2 separate regions of the Homo sapiens genome follow, and region 1 is linked to region 2. Evidence: chromatin loops called from intact Hi-C (ENCODE). Cell type or tissue: HCT116. All regions are shown on one strand. Links, peaks and the distances in the headings refer to the core of each region. The heading gives the core; the rest is flanking DNA.

The links. Hi-C counts contacts between places; a loop is a spot of excess contacts. Peaks named below come from ENCODE experiments on the same cell type or tissue, not always from the same donor. Only the 100,000 strongest peaks of a DNase experiment are listed, where the experiment ranks them.
Region 1: a loop joins it to region 2, with 4 times the contacts of the local background. A loop is called at or near these places in 40 of 110 quality-filtered maps.

The regions. Positions count from the first base shown.
Region 1 is chr12:55,067,887-55,078,330 of GRCh38, forward strand. No RefSeq gene overlaps it. Among named protein-coding and RNA genes, the nearest start is that of NEUROD4, 53 kb to the left of the region's middle. RefSeq lists an enhancer at 433-983 and a silencer at 559-853. In HCT116, for the core only: CTCF peaks have their summits at 4,431 (motif pointing left) and 5,376 (motif pointing left); DNase peaks (open chromatin) are centred at 4,395 and 5,345; H3K27me3 peaks cover 818 bases.
Region 2 is chr12:54,754,616-54,765,059 of GRCh38, forward strand. No RefSeq gene overlaps it. Among named protein-coding and RNA genes, the nearest start is that of MUCL1, 95 kb to the right of the region's middle. In HCT116, for the core only: a CTCF peak has its summit at 5,309 (motif pointing right); a DNase peak (open chromatin) is centred at 5,336; H3K27me3 peaks cover 83 bases.

The DNA of each region.
Region 1 (10,444 bases), core at 2,868-7,867, 310 kb after region 2:
CAGACGCTGGGAGGGTGACAGATGGCTCCGCAGCAGCAACAGTTTGAGGAAGGAGTCATTGAGGGGCATCCAGGAGGGGCGTGTGTCAGACCTTCCTACTGGGTAGAAGAAAAGACCCAACGGGGGTATACATACCAGGGGTTATTTTATAGACTGGCTTTTGCAATTTGGATTAGGGAAACAAGTGCAAAATAAAAAGCTTCTTCCTTGCCAAAGACTTATTTTTCACTCTCTTCACCATCCTCAGAAGCCTCTGCACAGGTTACTTGTCCCTGCTGTCTCTTCCTGGTCAGCCTCCGTTTGTAACTTCAGACAGAGTTCTTTTCTGATTTAACAGGTTCTGAGAGGGGTCAACACCTCTCACACCCAGGGCTAGGCCCTAACCTGACACTTGAGCTCTGGGTCATGATTTCTAGAATGCTGGTGTTCCAGGGCTGGAAGGATGCTAAGGGGGACTGAGATTTGAACCCTGAAAGTCCAAAGAAGGATCCTGCAGTGGCAGGAATGACCAGGGTGTGGACAGGATTGGGGGACTGCTATGATTTTGTTTTCATGTCTACTTCTGAGCAAATGATTAAATCTCAGGGCTTAATCGTGCTGTTGAGAGTCTGTTCACTCGCCTGCAGCCCTGGCCTAGTCCCTCCCCATGGGGCCATTAACTCTGGAAATCCTAAACCCTCTAAGCCATTTCCATTAGCTCCTCAGGATTACACTGGGTATCCACCTAGTGGCTGACAAGGAAAACTGCAGCTTGGAAAGGCTGTTCCTCAATCACCTTCTGCACAGGCTACTGGGAGAGAGAACAGGGAGGAGCAGCACCAAGGCCCAGCCATCCAGCCCACACTCCCCAGACCTGTCCCCAGTCAGCTGATTCCAGCGTCTTGTAACACTTTTCATTCAAGCAAGTTCTTCTGAAGCGCCAATCATACCGCTTTCACCAGAGGCTAAACCTACCAATTATTTTATTTTATTTTAATTTTTTAGACTGAGTCTCTCTTTGTCGTCCAGGCTGGAGTGCAGTGGTGCGATCTCAGCTCACTGCAACCTCCACCTCCTGGGTTCAAGTGATTCTCTTGCCTCAGCCTCCTGAGTAGCTGAGATTACAGGCGTGTACCACCATGCCTGGCTAAGTTTTGTATTTTTAGTAGAGATGGGATTTCATTATGTTGTCCAGGGTGGTCTTGAACTCCTGACTTCAAGTGATCCTCCTGCCTTGGCCTCCCAAAGTGCTGGGATTACAGGTGTGAGCCACTGGGCCCAGCCTATGAATTTCTTTAAATACACCATGGATCAAGTTTTAGCCTCTTTCTCTGCAAGAGTGTGATCAAGTTAGTGGTTGTGTGGTCTAGGATATTGGACTTGAGTATGGCTTGGACAAATCAATTTGTTGAAAATCCATTTCCAAATTATTAAAATGAGGATGACATTTTTTCTGTTTTACGTAATGATTAATGCTTTACAGTTCATAAAAGTGTTTTTAAAATATTATTTATATAATTCATAGTGGTATGGTAGATGGTCAAGAGATACTGTTAACATGAAAATGTAGTTTATACTACTGAGAAGTTTCATATTATTCAGGATCTTCATCCTAACAGAATTCTGAGGGAGATCTGAGGTGATTCTACCCACTTCCTAGCTGGGAAATCTGAGGTACTGAATGAGAAAGCGACTTGTCACAGAACTGGTCAGCATTGAAATAAAACTAGAGCCTGGCTTCTTCTCATGACCCTCCTGGCACCGTCCATTAGATTACACTGTCTTCAACCATCGTAATATAGACTCACCCATGAAATGATGGTATAGTGCCTGTTTCTTGCACATGCCTGAGCCAAAAGTGAGAATTCAGTTATCCTTTGACGTCGAAGAAGTAGCGGTAAGTTCCCCCTGACCACTGCATCCAGGATGTTTGTGGATTTTTTTTCAAAAACAAATTTTTCTGAGTCCTAGCTGAAGGACTGGAGAGGAAAAATACTTACTGAGCTTAATTACGTGCTGGTGACTGAGATAACTGTGGGCTATTTTACGTTTATCATTCTGACTTTAATCCCAACAACAATTCTAGAGAGAAAATATAATGAAAGAAACCAACTTATATCAAAATGAGAGAGATACAGAAGAATTTTCTGACTTAGATTGTCAAATATTTGAAGAAATATTAGACAAATAAAGCTCATGCAATTTCCTTCTCAACCATTTAAATCTTTAAGGGGCAAATGAAACATGTTTATTGATTATTAGTGCCAAATACTGTATATATCTCTTTAAAACTTACAGCAACTATCTAGTAGTATTATAATTATTCTCATTTTATAGATGAGGCAACTGAGTCTCAGAGAGATTTAAAGAAAAAAATGTTACTCTAATTCACACGGTGGTTGAGTGGTGTGGGCACGAATAGCAGGCTGAACAGTCTGATTCTAATGTCCACTCTTTTTACGTTACACTACATTGATCTACTCTGTTACATTCACATGACATAATACAAACCCAGGCCTGTGCTGTCCAATACAGTAGCCATTAGTCCTATGTGACTATTTAAATTAATTAAAATGAAATAAAGTTAAAAATTCAGTCCCTCAGTCACATAAGTCAATATTTCATATGTTCAATGGTCATGTGTGGCTAGGGGCTACTCTATACTGGAAAGAGCAGATATAAGACATTTTCATTAATGCAGAAAGTTTTTGACAGAACAAGATCCCCTCTAGATGAGAAGTGGTACAGTGGAGTGGGTGAGGGCATAGGCTTTAGAGTCAACAGATTTGGGCTTGAAACCTACTTTTCCCACTGTTATTTGTATGATGTTGTCCTTGATTAATTGTACTTTTCTTATTTAGTCCTCAATTTACTGGTTTGAAGCCTGAGGACAATAACAGATTTTCCCTCAAAGAGTTATTAGAGTCAGACAGAGAGCAGAATTCCAGAAAATTGGTAAGGAGTTGGCAGAAGTTAGCTATTATCACAAGCTATCTACAGTTTTGAAAAAAATGACTATGTTTTGTTAGAAATAGGCACAAAAGGGTATATACATATTTGATTTACTGTATTTGTAAAATAAGCCAGGTTGATATGAGAATTTTCCTAAAGCAGATTTAGTAAAAATTTTGTCCAGGAATCATATTTGTGCAAAAATTTGCTACCCTACTCAGAGTAGGGATACTATATTTCATCCTTGAATTCCTGTGGCCTAGCACAGTGTGTGTCTTGATTAGTTTTTTGTTGCTGTAACAGAATACATTATAGTGTATTCTGGGGAAACTTATTAAGAAGAGAAATTTATTTCTTACAGTTCTGGAGACTGGGATGTCCAAGGTCAAGACACTGGCAGGCTTGGTGTCTGCTTCCAAGATGGTGCCTTGAATGCTGCATCCTCCAGAGGGGAGGAACACTGTTCCTCACATGGCAGAAGAGCAGAAGGGGAACCCACTTCCAAAAGCTCCTTTATTGCAACATTAATTCATTCATTAGGACTGAGCCCTCATGACCTAAACACCTCCCATTTGGTGCCACCTCCCAACACTGTTACATTGATGATTAAGTTTCCAACACATGAGTTTGGAGTAGACAAAAACATTCAAACCATAGCAGAGCCTTACATTTAGTAGTCCTATATATGTTGGCTGAAGTGAAGTGAGAGATGGCAAGAGGTACAAAAAGGGATGGTCAGATGCATTTTGTTTTGTCTGGTCCATCATGTTGTACATCACACCACAAACCCCAGTTTCACATAAATGAGCTAGGGTGACCAACCATCCTGGTTGCCCACCTCAGAACTTTCCCTGTTTTAGAACTGAGAAACCTCTCAGGCCCAGGAAAACCAGAATATTTAGTTACCTGACTGGGTTCAGCTTTAATGAGAATCTGACTTTAAGGTCAAGTAAAAGGTTTATCTACTTCTATAGCCCAATATTACTTAAACGTGAGAGATATCCATTCCTTTTATCATCAAAATAAACAAATGAAGTTCAGCCAAAATACGAATAAGGCTCTTGATATCAGAATATCTCCTATTTTGTTGTGGGAAAGGGGGTAGGAAATGGGAAGATACTGAAAGGAGAGTGTTAGGTCAGGGAGAGCTGGAACTAGAAAAAGGTCTGGAGTGATGCAGGATTTTTCTCAGCCCCTTTGTCAGACTAATGACAGGGGTGCCCTGTTTACTTGGCCCACCACACTCAACCCTTTGTGAGAGAGAGCATGTGAGTAAGTGAGTGGGATCCAGCCAGCTGCTTTGGGCACCAGCAGGAGCAAGCTCAGTGTGGAGCCTGCAGTGGTGCCCAGGTGGGGGTGCCTGCCACCCCAAAACCCCAGAGGGCATGTTTGCAGTGCTCTCATAGCTCTGCCATCTGCAGACAGCAGTGTCTTAGCAGCTCGGTTGGCCCGTTGCCTCATTGTGTGGGGTGGCTGCCCTCTGCTGGCAAGGGCAAAGAGCCAATGTGGCAGCCTTTTTTGGGTACCTGCACTCAGTGGGTTCTGAGCTCTTGGATGCTGGACAAGAAGAATGAGGTTAGCCTTGAAGGATGGTGAAGGCGGAGAATTTTATTAAGTGATGGAAATTGTTCTCAGTGGACAGGGGAGCTGGACAGGGGATGGGACAAGCAGGTAGTCTTTCCCCCAAAGTCCGGCTGGCTCTTTCACGAAGTCCAGCCAGCTATTCCCTGAAGTCAAGCCACCTCAGTGAAGTCAAGCTGCCTCTCTTCTCTACTGACTGAGTCTGGGGTCTTTATAAGCACAGGATGGGAGTGGGGGCAGGCCATAGGTAGTTTTGGAAAAGGCCATGTTTGACTGGTAAAAAGACATTACTCAGAAAGAGCCAATTGGGAGAGAGTGGGCAAAGAGGAATGGAAGTTCTCACTTTGGGCTGCAGGTCTCAGGCCACTTTGGCATGAAGGTGGGTTTTCACCGGGGACCCGCCCCGTCTGCCTAGAATTTCTCTGCCTCCTGCCTCTATCAGGAGGACCTAAGCAAAAATTTTGCTCACTACTTAGTTTACATATTTTGTTATTCCACCGTATCATTTCTCTTAGAAATAACAGTCCCTAGAGGATCTGGGATAGAGAAAGGCCACAGTGAATGTTTATAATACTGTGAAGGAGCTGCCCTGGAAACTAAAAGATCAGGTTCTAATCCTGGTTCTGTCATGAACTATTTTTGACCTTTGATAAGTCGCCTACATTTTCAGAAATTCAGTTTCCTCTTTGGACTCTGAAGGAAAATGTGGGCTCAATTGATCAAAAGATCCTAGTTCTTTGTAGATCGAATACTTAGGATTTAATAGGAACATCCTCTCAGAAGCCCATCATGACTTTTCACCACTGACTAGGCCAAGTATTGATGGTGCTATCATGGGGATGTGCTGCCACCTTGCGGTAGTTTGAGTTGTCCGCATGCACTAGTTTACTAGGAAAATCTCTGATTTATTTTCCTACAATATGTTGTTATTTTCACCCAAAGGAACACATTCTTTTAAAATTTGGAATCCTTAGGATATCTTCATTTACTTAGATTTTTTTGTAGCAATATTTTGTAGTTTTAAATGTAGAAATATTAAACATCCTTGATAAAATTTATACCTTTATTTTGATATTATAAATGGTACTTTTAATATTAAAATAAATTTAATTTTACAATTTCTGTTGTTAGTATATAGTAATAAATTGATTTTTATATATTAATTTTGTATCCCAAGATTTTTTTAGATTTATCTTTCGGTTTTAGCAGTTTTTTGAGGGTGGTAAGGGGGCTAGATCCTTAGGATTTTCTATATGCAAAATTATGTAATTTTGAATAAGGAAATTTAAACTTCTTCTTGACCAATCTGTATGCCTTTATCTTCTTTTCACCATTGAATATGATGTCAAAAGGTTTTAGTAGACAACACTAATAGAATGCTTACTGTTGTTTCTGTAGTCTTATAAAAGTATGAAATACATTAATCTTATTTATTTATTTATTTATTTATTTATTTATTTATTTTTGAGATGGAGTCTTGCTCTGTCGCCCAGACTGGACTGCAGTGGCGTGATCTCAGTTCACTGCAACCTCCACCTCCTGGGTTCAAAAAATTCTCCTGTCTCAGCCTCCCAAGTAGCTGGGACTACAGGAGCATGCCACCACGCCTGGCTAATTTTGGTATTTTTAGTAGAGTCGGGGTTTCGCCGTATTGGGCAGGCTGGTCTCGAACTTCTGACCTCAGGTGATCCACCCACCCTGGCCTCCCAAAGTGCTGGTATTACAGGCATGAGCCACTGCGCCTGGCCACATTAATCTATTTAATCATCATAGTCCTCTGGGATATGTACTATCATTGTTCCTGCTTTAAAGATGACGAAATTAAAGTTTAAGGAGGTTAAATGTCTTACCTGAGGTCATCAATGACAGAGCTATCAAATGGAGGAGCTGGATTTTAAACTTATTCATTATGTTATTCTACTGCTTTATGCTTCTTCCAAGAATTCTTAAAAGTTACATTTATTGTGGTACAGTTTCTTAGGCTTTGTTTATCTGAGAATATTTTTATGATATCCTTACACTTACGTTATAAAATTTTAGATTCTAACTTCTTGACTCAATTCTTTCAGTGCAACCTTTAAGAAATCAAATGGCAACATCATTCTTCTTTTAAGATCATCTGCTGTTTATTTCTGAAGGGTTTTCCAGATCTCTCTGTATTGTAGATATTTCTAATTTTTTCTATAACATGTCACTGTATTTTCTCCTTAAGTGTCATGTTTAGTCTTCTGTGTTCCCTTTTTGTTTGAAATTGTTCACATATGTATGTTTTATGTATAATTCTTACAAATTTTCAATCAGCGTGGCTGTTCTTAAGCATGTTTCCATTCATGTTTGAGCTAGGGATAAAAATAATGAGATGGTGAGGGACTTCCTAAATTTAAAATAAACATCTATTCATCTAAAGATCATGGAATTCTATTTTTTTTCCCAATTGCTTTGATAAAAAGCAAACAACATGAAAAAGTTATTGGCAGGTTGAAAAGTCTAACAGAAAACATTTGCTTAAAGCTGGTCTTCGGCTCTTTGTTTCCACTTTTATGACGATTAGGAAGCACCTGGACTAAGCCGGCAAGGCACCATGCCAAATGGAGCAGAAACAAGTTGCTCAGAAATTCATTAAATTTACATCTTAATGAAAACTATTTTCTGCCTAGAAACAGTATGAATATAATAAATCCCAGTGGGGAGATTCTGGGTTTGTTGGATAGGACTGAAAATGAAGAAAGTTTTTGTGTTGTAGTTGCAATTGTTAAATGATGAAAGAGAAGTTCTAAGAGCACTAGTGATTGGGAGACTAGGAGACATGTTTTTTCTATATGTAGAGTTCCAATTCAAACCCCCTAAATGATTCATAGACTACTTGACATTGTCTATAAATCACTAACCAGTGACTTTTATTGGGTTTAACTCATCTTCTCCAACTTCTAAAACTGAAGAAGCTTCTGGGCAATCTCAATTGACAAAATTATTTAGCCACCTCTTCTAATATTACTTCTAAAGGATATATTTAACATGAATAACAGACCTTGGATTCAATTAATAAAATGATTTATTCTTCATAATTAAAAAAGAATAATCAATTTCTTTTTTTAATTTTAATTTTTATTTTAAGTTTCAGGGTACATGTACAGGCTATGCAGGTTAGTTACATAGGTAAACATGTGCTATGGCGGTTTGCTGCACCTATCAACCCATCACCTAGATATTAAGGCCTGCATGCATTAGCTATTTCTCCTAATGCTCTCCCTCCCCCTACCCCATACCCTGACAGGCCGCAGTATGCATTGTTCCCCTCCCTGTGTCCATATGTTTTCATTGTTCAGCTCCCGCTTATGAGAACCTGCGGTATTTGGTTTTCTGTTCCTGTATTAGTTTGCTAAGGATAAAAGCTTCCAGCTCCATCCATGTCCCTGCAAAGGACATGATCTTGTTTTTTTATGGCTGCATAATATTCCATGGTGAATATGTACCACATTTTCTTTATCCAGTCTATCCATGATGGGCATTTGGGTTGATTCCATGTCTTTGCTATTGTGAGTAGTGCTGCAATGAACATATGCATGCATTTATCTTTGTAGTAGGATGATTTATATTACTTTTGAGTATGTACTCAGTAATGGGATTGCTAGTTCAAATGGCATTTCGGGTTCTAGATCTTTGAGGAATCACCACGCCATCTTCTCCAACGGTTGAACTAATTTACATTCCCACCAACAGTGTAAAAGCATTCTATTTCTCTGCATCCTTGCCAGCATCTGTTGTTTCTTGACATTTTATAATTGCCATTCTGACTGGAGTGAGATGGTGGCATCTCATTGTGGTTTTGATTTGCATTTCTCTAATGATCAGTGATGTTGAGTTTTTTTTTTCGTGTTTACTGACCACATGAAAGTCTTCTTTTGAGAAGTGTCTGTTCATGTCATTTGCCCACATTTAATGGTTTTTTTTAATGTAAATTTGTTTAAATTCCTTGTAGATTCTGGATATTGGACTTTTGTCAGATAGATAGATTACAAAAATTTTTTCCCACTCTATGGGTTGCCTCTTTTCTCTGATGATAGTTTCTTTTGCTGTGCAGAAGCTCCTTAGTTTAATTAGATCCCATCTGTCAATTTTTACTTTTGTTGCAATTGCTTTTGGCAATTTTGTCATGAAGTCTTTGCCCATGCCTATGCCCTAAATGGTATTGCTTAGATTTTCTTCTAGGGTTTTTATAGTTTTGGGTTTTACATTTAAGTCTTTAATCCATCTTGAGTTAATTTTTGTATAAGGTGTAAGGAAGGGATCCAGTTTCAATTTTCTGCATATGGTTAGCCAGTTTTCCCAGCACCATTTATTAAATAAGGAATCCTTTCCCCATTGTTTGTTTTTGTCAGGTTTGTTGAAGATCAGATGGTTGTGGATCTGTGTGCTCTTGTTTCTCTAGTTCTTTTAGTTGTGATGTTAGGTGTCAATTTGAGATCTTTCTAGCTTTCTGATGTGGGCATTTACTGCTATAAATTTCTCTCTTAACACTGCTTTAGTTGCATCCCAGAGATTCTGGTACGTTATTTCTTTGTTCTCATTGGTTTCAAAGAACTTCTTAATTTATTCCTCAATTTCATTATTTATGCAAGAATCATCAATTTCTAAGATAGTTTCTGAAATTTGCTATCATTCTTATTTTAAAAATGCAGATTAAATTGAGTTGAGACTCTTGATTTCATGTGTTACACACAGAGCATATAAATATTAGATGAAGCTAGTGTTTCAGGATGTGGAAATGGATTTTTATTGTAATATTCTATTCCAAAGGCAGTCCTAGCACATGCTAGATATCAGTGGAGAGAAATTGGTGATACTGTGGGGTTTCTAAGTGCTGAGGCAAAACTAAATAACGAATAGAAATTCTGAGTAGTTATTCTCACCAAGGGAACCATTGGGGAGAGAGACTCAGGAATTGGGGAGAATTTTTGAAGAACCTGCAAAAACTCATTAGTAAAATAGTCAATTTTCAAGCTTTTCCTAGCAAGAGAGCTATGACGGTATATCATAATAACAGTATCTTCAAATCTGAATTTCCCTATCCTCTTTCTTCATTTCTCCACTTCAATTATGAAAGGTTAGAGAGATGGGAGAGAAGAATTCCTATGCAAAGGAAGACTAAACTAAATCTTGCACCCACTCTTCTATTGCAGAGCTTGCTGCATGTGATGTGTTATAAACTTTAAAATAGGTGTTTACCCATCATCTCTGTGGATTTTACATTATGATATAACATCCACCTTGGTATCTGGTCTGTATTATCTCTATACTTGCAGCTTAAATATTTATTAAACTAGCTACATATACGAGTCCTATCTTTTAATCTACAGATCTATATTTATGTATAGAATATCATGGGTGAATCTGCCTCAGAGGGATCAAGTCTATAACTTTCATCAGCTCTTTAAATAACTCATACTTTTAATTGCTATACTATCAAATAAGTAGTTTCTTGCATAGTAAAAACTGCTTCTATTCAAAATCTAAAATCTGAATTATATGTGTAAGCTTATTTTCCAGAGATATTTGCTGTTAACATTAAATATATCTGCATATATCTTATAGTTATTTTTCTTAAAGCAAATGATACAGCATATTTAGATTTTAAATTTAATAGACACCTATTAATTAGTTGATACATTAGTTACATTATTTTATATTATTACTTTTCTATGTCTTTCAATTGGCTTTTTACTCCAGGCATGGTACAAATTACCTAATTTAAAGATAATTTTTAAAGCGCAATCAGAAACAACAAAGTTGACATTACAACCGATGCCCCAGAAATGCAAAAGATCCTCAAACACTATTAAGAACACCTCTATGCACACAAACTAGAAAATATAGAGGAAATAGATAAATTCCTGAAACACAATCTTTCAAGATTGAATCAGGAAGAAACTGA
Region 2 (10,444 bases), core at 2,847-7,846:
TTCAGGTCTTAAACTGAAGTCTGTATTTTGATTTGATTTTTGTATATGGTGAGTGATAGGCATCTAGCTTCATTTTTCTCCATATGGTTACCCAGTTTTCCCAGCACTATTTATTGAAGGGACTGTCCTTTCCCCGAATAATATTATTGGCACTTTTGTTGAAAATAAATTGGATATAAATGCAGATATTAATATGTATTCTGTTCCATTGGCCTATCTGTTTGTTTTTATGCCAGTGCCAGGCTGTTTTGGTTACTATGGCTTTATAAGATATTTTGAAGTCAGGTAGTGTGATACCCTCAGCTTTATTCTTTTTGCTCAGGATTGCTTAGTCTATTTGGGGTCTTTTGTGATTCATATGAATTTTAGAATTGTTTTTCTATTTCTGTGAAGAATGTCATTAGTACTTTGATAGGGATTGCATTAAATTTGTAGATTGCTTTGGGTAATATTGACATTTTAACCATATTAATTCTTCCAACCCATGAGCATTGGAAATCTTTTCATTTTTGTGTTCTTTTCAGTTTCTTTCATCAGTTTTTAAATAGTTTTCATTGTAGAATTTTTTTTACTTCTTTGGTTAAATTTATTCCTAGATATTTTATATTTTGTTTAGCTTTCTAAATGGGATTGTTTTCTTCATTTCTTTTTCAGATTGTTCACTGTTGGCATTTATAAATGCTATTAATTTTTTATGTTGATTTTATATCTTGCAACTTTTCTGAATTTGTTTATTAGTTTTAACAGTTTTTTGGTAGTCTTTAGGTTTTTCTAAATATGCTATGTTATCTGTGAACAAGGCTAATTTGACTTTTTCCTTACCAATTTGGATGCCCTTATTTCTTTCTTCTGCCTAATTGTTCTTGCGAGGACTTCCAGTGCTGTGTTAAATAAAACTTGTGAAAGGGGTCTTCCTTTTCTTGTTCTAGATCTTAGAGGAAAGCCTTTCAATTTTTTTTTCAGTTCGGTATGATGTTAGCTGTAAGTTTGTTAGATGTAACCTTTATTATTTTGAGGTATGTTCCTTCTAACAGTTTATAGAGAGTTTTTATCATAAAAGGATGTTGAATTTTGTTGAATGCTTTTTCAGCATCTTTTGAAATGATCATATGTTTTTTTCCTAGACTCTGTTGATGTGACTTATTACACTTATTGATTCATGTATGTTGAATCATTCTTGTATTGCTGGAATTAATCCCATTTGGTCATAGTGAATGATCTTTTTAATTTGTTGCTGGATTCAGTTTGCTAGTGTTTATTTGAGAATTTTTGTGTCCATGTTCTTCAGGGATATTGTCCTGTAGTTTTCTTTTTTGATGTATCCTTGTCTGGTTTTGATATCAGGGTAATGCTGGACTCATATAATAAGTTTGGAAATATTCCCTCTTCAATTTTTTGGAATAGTTTGAGTAGAATTGGCAATTTAAATGTTTGGTAAAATTCAACAGTAAATTCATCTGGTCCTGGGCTTTTCTTTGATAGGAGACATACTACTGCTTCAATTTGTTATTGGTATGTTCAGGTTTTCTATTTCTTTTCAATGCAATTTAGGCAGATTGTGTGTGTCTGGGAATTTATACATTTCTTCTAGGCTTTCCATTTTGTTGGCATATACTTGTTCATAATAGTCTCTAATGATCCCTTGTATTTCTGTGGTATCAGTTGTTATGTTTCCTTCTTCAAATTTCATTTTGAGCTTTCTCTATTTTTTCTTAATTGTTCTTACTGAAGGTTTGCCAATTTCATCTTTTCAAAAATCAACTTTTTGTTTTGTCTGTACTTGGTATTGTTTTTTAGTCTCTGTTCATTTCATCTGGCTCTCGTCTTTATTATTATTTTCTTTCTATTAGTTTTGGGTTTCATTCGCTCTTGCTTTTGTAGTTTCTTGAGGTGCACCATTAGGTTGTTTATTTGAACTCTTTCTGTTTTTTGGAACATTTATTGCTATAAACATCCCTCTTAGTACTGCTTACACCATAGCCCATAGATTTTATTATTGTGTTTCCATTTCTTTTGTTTCAAAATATTAAAAAATTTCCTTCTTAATTCCTTCATGGGCCCATTGATCATTCAGGAACATGTTTAATTTCCATGTGTTTGTATAATTTCTTCAGATCCTCTTGTTAATAATTTCTAGTTGTATTCTATTGTGGTCAGAAAAGATATTCGATATAATTTTGGCTTTTTTGAATCTGTTGAGACTTGTTTTGTGACTTAAAATATGATCTATCCTAGAAAATGTTCCATGTGCTGATGATAACAATGCATATTCCATATCACTTGGATGAAATGTTCTGTAAATATTAGTTAGGTCCATTGGGTCTAGTGTGAAGTTTAACCTGGATTTTAAAAAATTGATTTCTGTCTGGATAATTTGTTCTTTACTGAGAGAAGGGTTTAAAGTCCCCTAACATTACTGTATTGAAGTCTATCTCTGACTTCATATTTATTAATGTTTGCTTTACATATTTGGGTGCTCTGGTGTTGAGTGCATATATATTTACAATTGTTATAGACTTGCTGAATTGGCCCTTTTATTATCACATAGTGACATTCTTTTCTCTTTTGATAATCTTTGACTTGAAGATTTTGGTGTCCATTTGTATGGAATTTTTTTTGTATCTCTTCATTTCAGACTATGTGTGTCTTTATAGGTAAGGTGAGTTTCTTTAGGCAGCATATATTTGAACCCTGTTTTTTTTTTTTTTTTTTTTTTTTTTTGTATTTTGAGACAGAGTCTTGCTCTGTCGCCAGGCTGGAGTGCAGTGGCACAATCTCGGCTCACGGCAACCTCCACCTCCCGGGTTCAAGTGATTCTCCTGCCTCAGCCTCCCGAGTAGCTGGGACTACAGGCGTGCGACCCCTTGCCCGGCTAATTTTTGTATTTTTAGTAGAGATGAGGTTTCACTATGTTGGCCAGGATGGTCTCAATCTCTTGACCTTGTGATCTGCCTGCCTCGGCCTCCCAAAGTGCTAGGATTATAGGCATGAGCCACCATGCCCAGCCTGAACCCTGTTTTTAAATCGATTCATTCATGTATCTTATTTTTAAAATTAATTAATTAATTAATTAATTGATTTTGCGATGGAGTCTCACTCTGTTGCCCATGCTGGAGTGCAGTGGTGGCTCACTGCAACCTCTGCCTCCTTGGTTGAAGTGATTCTCCTGCCTCAGCCTCCCGAGTAGCTGGGACTAGAGGTGACCGCCACTGGCTAATTTTTGTATTTTTAGTAGAGGCAGGGTTTCTGATCCCCCGTCTCGCCCTCCCAAAGTGCTGGAATTACAGGTGTGAGCCACTATGCCCAGCCCATTCATGTATTTTAATTGGAGTATTTAGTCCATTAACATTCAGTATAATAATTGATAGGTAAGGACTTACTGTCATTTTGTTACTTGTTTTCTGGTTGTTTTTTTAACTCCTCTCTTCCTTTCTTTCTGAGTGTCTTCCTTTGTGGTTAGGTAAAGTTTTCTGGTAATACATTTTAATACACTGAGCTTTATTTTTGGTGTATTTAATATAGGTTTTTGCTTTGCGGTTGCCATGAGGCTTACAAAATTATCTTATAAATATAATAAGTTATTTTAAACAGATGACAACTTAACTTTTATCACAGAACAGAAAGGAAGGAAAAACTAAAAAACTCTATACTTTAATTCCACCCCCCATTCTGACTTCTTGTTTTTTCAATTTACATCTTTTCATATTGCCTATCTCTTAAAAGGCTGCAGTAGCTATTTTTTATAGATTTTTCTTTTGGTCTTCATTCTAGATTTTTGAGTAGATTACACAATGACAATATTAGAATATTGTTAATTTGTCTGTTTGTCTGTGTACTTTCTTTTACCAGTGAGTTTCTTTCTTTCTTTCCTTTTTCTTTTTTTTGAGACGGAGTCTCACTCTGTCACCCAGGCTGGAGTGCAGTGGTATGATCTCGGCTCACTGCAACATCTGCCTCCTGGGTTCAAGTGATTCTCCTGCCTCAGCTTCCCAAGTAGCTGGGATTATAGGCACCCACCACCACACCCAGATAATTTTTGTATTTTTAGTAGAGATGGTGTTTCGCCATGTTGGCCAGGCTTGTCTTGAACTCCTGACCTCAGGTGATCCTCCCCCCTTGGCCTCCCAAGTGCTGGTATTACAGGTGTGAACCACTGCACTCAACCAGTGAGTTTCATATCTTCAAATGTTTTGCTTTTGTATGATAGCATCATTTTCTTTCAGACTGAAGTACTTTTAGCATTTCTTGTAAGATGGGTCTAGTGGTGATGAATTCCTTCTGTCAGCTTTTGTTTGTTTGGGAAAGACTTTATCTCCCCTTCATGTTTGAGGGAAAGCTTTTTCTGGGTACAGTATTCTTGGTTGAAAGTTTTTTTTTTTCCCATTAGCACATTGAATATGTCATTCTACTTCCTTTTGGCCTTTATGTTTTCTCCTGAGAAGTCTATTGCCAGATGAATCAGAGCCCTTTTATATGTTATTTGCCTCTTTTCTCTTGCTGTTTTTATGATCGTTTCTTTGTCCTTGACCTTTGAGGGTAAACTCTCAAAGTCTTATATGCCTTCGGGTGGTATTATTTGGATTGAAGTCATTTGGTGATCTCTAGCCTTCCTGTAGCTAGATTATACCTTTCTCTAGGTTTGGAAACTTTTCTGTTATTATTTGTTTAAATAAGCTTTCTAACACTTTCTCTTTCCCAATTTCGTCTTTAATGGCAATGACACTTAGATTTGCTCTCTTAAAGGTATTCTCTATATTTTGCAAGTGTTCTTCATTTCTTTCCATTCTTTTTTCTTTCTTCTCCTTTGACTGTGTATTTTCCGATAGCCTGTCTTTGAACTAACTGAGTTTTCCCACTGTTGATCCATTGTGCTGTTGAGAGCCTATAATGTATTTTTCAGTTTAGCAAACATATTTCTCAGTTCCAGGATTTCTGTTTAAATTTTTAAATTATTTGAATATCTTTGTTAAATATCTCTAGTAAATTTCTGAATTGCTTTTCTGTGTTATCTTGGAGTTCACTGAGTTTCCTTTGAACTGCTACTTTGGATTCTTTAACAGAGCTTATATATCACTGCCTCATTAGGATCAGTCTTTGGCTCATTGCTTTGCTCATTTGTGGAGGTCAGAGTTCCCTGTTTGCTGTTGTTTCTTATGGATATACATCTATGGCTTTGCATTGGAGGATTATTTACAGTTTTTGCTGTCTGGCTTGTTTTGGTCTTCCTAGGGTATGTTTGCTATGGGGTAATATTTAGCTGCCTGTTGGTCTCCTTATCCTACATTGTTGCCTCCTTTTCAACACTAGATGGTGCCTTAAGCCCAGATTTGGCTTGGGCTTCTTGCAACTGCTCAGAGTGTTGCCCATCCCTGACTGAGGAGAGAGAGGAAGTCCCAAAGAAGTTACCATACCCATGAGGGAAATCTGGCTAGGGATTTGTGCTCAAAAGACTGGTAGAATGTGCCTCATACAATGTCGTACTGCTGAACAGACACTCTGATTTGGCATCTCCTTTGCCTTAAAGACCAGGGTTTCACAGGCTGGGGTTTCTAGTCCCACTTTCCCTCTTTATCTCCAGCTGCCCTTGGGGTTTTCCTTCCTACAGGTATTTCCCATGAGTTGAGGCAGGAATGCTTTTCCTACAAGGGAATCCACGATGGTGGAGAAGCTGGCTATCTACCTCAATCTCACTTTTTCCGATCTAGAAACCATGAGTCTGGGGGAATTTTCCACAAATGGTGCCTGGCAGATTGAGGATCGGTATCAAAGATAGACAGGTTTGTTTCTCTTACCCGAAGCTCGGAGTTTCTCACTTCTCTGTGGCTGTAGGGATTGCCCCAGCCTCAGATTTGAGTTTTAGGATTTTGCTGGTTACTATATATATATATATATTTTTTTTTTTTTTGGAGGCGGGGACCGGGTCTTGCTTTGTCACCCAGGCGGGAGTGGAGTGGAGTGGAGTGGCTCCAATATGGCTCACTGCAGCCTTAACTTCCTGGGCTCAAGTGATCCTCCCACCTCATCCCCCCAAGTAGCTGGGACTACAGGTGTGCACCACCACACCTGGCTAATTTTTTGTGTTTTTGTGGAAGCAGGGTTTTGCCACATTGTCCAGGTTTGTCTCGCACTCCTGGACTCAAGCAATCTGCCCACCTCAGCCTCCAAAAATTCTGGGATTACAGGTATGAACCACTGTACCTGGCCCCTGGTGATAATCTTGATGCTGGATATTTGTTCTTGGTTTTCTGCTGGGGAGAGCAAAGTCAGATTGTTTCTGCTATACCATTTTGATGACATCCTTTGATACTAAAATCTTTTAAGGAAAATATAAGAATAATGTATCACAGGCTAATCTTGTTTATATAAAGATGCAAAAATATGATCAAATTAGCAGCAAAGTGAGCCTAACTATCTTAAAGACAAGACACTACTTCAGGAAAACTGGACTTCTTTCTGAAAAGAATTTTTTAAAAAGAAGTGTGTTATTATTACTCATCATATTTAGATATTAAAATAAAACATATATGATTATCTAATTAAATGTAGAAATAGCATTGGTAGCATTCAACATCCATTCATTGTTAAAAGTCTTAGAAAACAAGGAATAGAGGAAACTTTCTTAACATGAAAAATTAAGGTTATTTACAAATAATTTACAGGAAACATCGTATTCAATTGTAAATTACTGAATGCACTTATCTTACAATCAGAAATAGGCCGGGTGCGGTGGCTCATGCCTGTAATCCGAGCTCTTCTGTGGCTGAGGCAGGCAGATCACCTGAGGTTGGGAGTTCGAGACCAGCCTGACCAACATGCAGAAACCCCATCTTTACTAAAAATACAAAATTAGCCGGGAGTGGTGGTGCGTGCCTGTAATCCCAGCTACTCAGGAGGCTGAAGCAGAAGAATTGCTTGAACCCAGGAGGTGGAGTTTGCAGTGAGCCGAGTTCATGACATTACACTCCAGCCTGGGCAACAAAAGCAAAACACCGTTTCAAAAAAAAAAAAAAATTCACAATAGCAAAGACTTGGAACTAACCCAAATGTCCATCAATGATAGACTGGATTAAGAAAATGTGGCACATATACACCATGGAATACTATGCAGCCATAAAAAAGGATGAGTTCATCTCCTTTGTAGGGACATGGATGAAGCTGGAAACCATCATTCTGAGCAAACTATTGCAAGGACAGAAAAACAAACACCGCATGTTCTCACTCATAGGTGGGAATTGAACAATGAGAACATTTGGACACAGGATGGGGAACATCACACACCAGGGCCTGTCATGGGGTTGGGGGAGAGGGGAGGGGTAGCATTAGAAGATATACCTAATGTAAATGACGAGTTAACGGGTGCAGCACATCAACATGGCACATGTATACCTATGTAACAAACCTGCACGTTGTGCACATGTACCCTAGAACTTAAAGTATAATAAGAATAGTAAAAAAGAAAGCTTTGGAACATGAAAAAAAATCAGAAATAATTCAGAGAGTGCTGCTATTACTACATTTATTCTCATTATACTAGAGTTTCTAGCCTGATTATTAAAATCAGAAAAGGAAATAAAGGGTCAAATAGTTGGAAAGGAAGAAAGAAAAAAATGTCGTTATTTGTGGATGGCCTGATTATCTATATAAAATCAAAAATCAAAATAACCTATAATTTATCAAAATTAATATACTTCAATATCTTCATTTATAAAATATAGATAATAATGTCCATTCTGTTTAAAAGAATTAAATAAAATGCTGTGTATAGTCCTACGACATTGAAATTATACTGCAGTTTCTCAGCTTCTCTTGCAACCAGAATGCAGGCTTGTGAACTAGCTCTTCTAATTTTAGGAACTTTCACAAGACCTTAGCCTGGAGATGAGCAGTGTGTGAAAACAGCCTTCATTTTGCTGGCATATATTGCCTGCCAAAACATACAGGTTGAAAGGACAGCAATGATTGCAGGACTGATTTCTGATAGGGAAATACGTTTTACTGTTGTTTTAATCAAATTCTTGGCATTTAGTACTTGGCAGCACCCATGGCCATGCAGGAGGTTTTCTCATCAAACCAGTCCTGTGGCAAAGTTGTTAGCATTTTTACCAGAAGCTTGGACATCTTTTTCTCCAGCTTTTCTAATAATTTCAGGAACTGATAGTCTTTATTAAATTACTTTTCTGTTTAAGTTAGGCTTGGACTAGGATAGTTTGCAATAACTACCTTGACTAATACACAATTACTTTCACTTTTAAAAATCTTTATCATGCATGCTTATTTTACAAGGTTGAATTAGTTGTGTGTAGACAATATAGAATTTATATTTCTTTTTAATATTTTATTTTATTTTATTATTATTATACTTTAAATTTTAGGGTACATGTGCACAATGTGCAGGTTTGTTACATATGTATACACGTGCCATGTTGGTGTACTGCACCCATTAACTCGTCATTTAGCATTAGGTATATCTCCTAATGCTATCCCTCCCCCCCTCCCAAGACATTTATGCAGCCAAAAAACACATGAAAAAATGCTCATCATCACTGGCCATCAGAGAAATGCAAATCAAAACCACAATGAGATACCATCTCACACCAGTTAGAATGGCAATCATTAAAAAGGCAGGAAACAACAGGTGCTGGAGAGGATGTGGAGAAATAGGAACACTTTTACACTGTTGGTGGGACTGTAAACTAGTTCAACCATTGTGGAAGTCAGAATTTATATTTCTTACCAATTAATTTACCATGAGTATTCGTTCTACATTATTTGCTTTTCACTGTTTTTTATTTTAATGATTATAAGATAATTGAACATTGTGTTAGATCCATTTTGCTGCAGGACACTTAGGTTATTTCCAGGTTATGGCTATTTTAACCAATGTAGCAATAATCACTTTTATGCATTTAACTTTTTCCCCTTCTTTGAATCCATTCTTAGGATGATTCCCGTGGTGTGCATTTTGTACCTACTGCTCCGTTGATTTCCAAATATTGCCTCACGTTTCTCAACATAACTTTTGAAACCCTGGAATGTAACATATTTTCAGAGAATTTTTATACCCATTGCCTTGTGTATCCGAAAAAATTCTGTGTTTGACAGGGCAGGTTTCATTAAATTCTTTCAGTTGATAAACTGAGCTTCAGATTTTTTCATGATGTGCCCAGTTTTTACCCTGTTGGTAGGAGAGCTGACATGAGAACTCCGTGATGCCAGTAGTCTATTTCTGATGCCTTTAATTTCCATCAAGCACCTACTTGATTCTGAACACTGTTCTAAGCTATGGGGCTATAGCTGTGAGCAAGACAAGGTGAAAAAAAGTTCTTACTCTCATGGAATTTACCTTCCATGAGACAAGAAACAAAGGGGATAATTTCAGATAACTGTGTCATGAAAGTCCTGCTAAATAGATGAGTCATTTAGATACAGTTTCCATTTTGATGTTTCTGTGGAGGTATATCTTCAAATGTGTCAAGATAATCCTAGTTAAATTGATAATAATCTTACTTTTTTTTTTTTTTTGATGTAGTCTGGCTCTGTTGCCCAGGCTGGAGTGCAGTGGCACGATCTCGGCTCACTGCAGCCTCCACCTCCCGGGTTCACTCTATTCTCCTGCCTCAGCCTCCTGAGTTGTTGGGACTAGAGGTGCCCGCCACCACACCTGGCTAAATTTTTGTATTTTTAGTAGAGATGGGGTTTCACCGTGTTAGCCAGGATGGTCTCGATCTCCTGACCTCATGATCCTCCCGCCTCGCCCTCCCAAAGTGTTGGGATTATAGGAGTGAGCCACCGCGCCTGGCCAATAATAATCTTACTTTTACATCTTACCTGTTACACACTGTTATACTGTTCATCCCACTCGGCACTTTACAGGCACATCCTTCTATTGTCAGAATGAGTTCTGTGTAACATTAGGCGGGTTTATGTCTGAACTAAATGAGGATTTCACTCACTTACTCACTTGTTTATTCCTTCATTTATCTAATTTGCTTTTTCATTCATCAAATATTTTCAAAACTGTACTACATGTCAGACATTGTGCTAAACGCTGTAGCTATAAAGAGAAATAAGGCATGGTCCCTGCTATCGAAAAGCTAAGAGATGAATAGACTTTTGGATGAAATGTGTCGTTTCAGTCTTGTAACATTATCTGACTGTAGCTTATAGAGTTATAAAATCAATATTGTTTGCCTTATTCATCCTCGCATGATTTTCATTTTGCTTTAATCTTATCCTCTTTTGCTTTACCAAAATGGAGGACCTAATTTTAGTTTTGCTTCTAAGCAAGAACAATGTGTATTCTGTAGGGTGTCCTTTAAAGTTTCATGCCTCTGTTTTTAAGGTTTAGAGGGCTGATGACAGAGATTTCAGATACTTCAACCTAGTTAACAGTGTGAAATCCTACACCTTACCTCTGTAGTTTCTCATAATATCATTTCTCTGA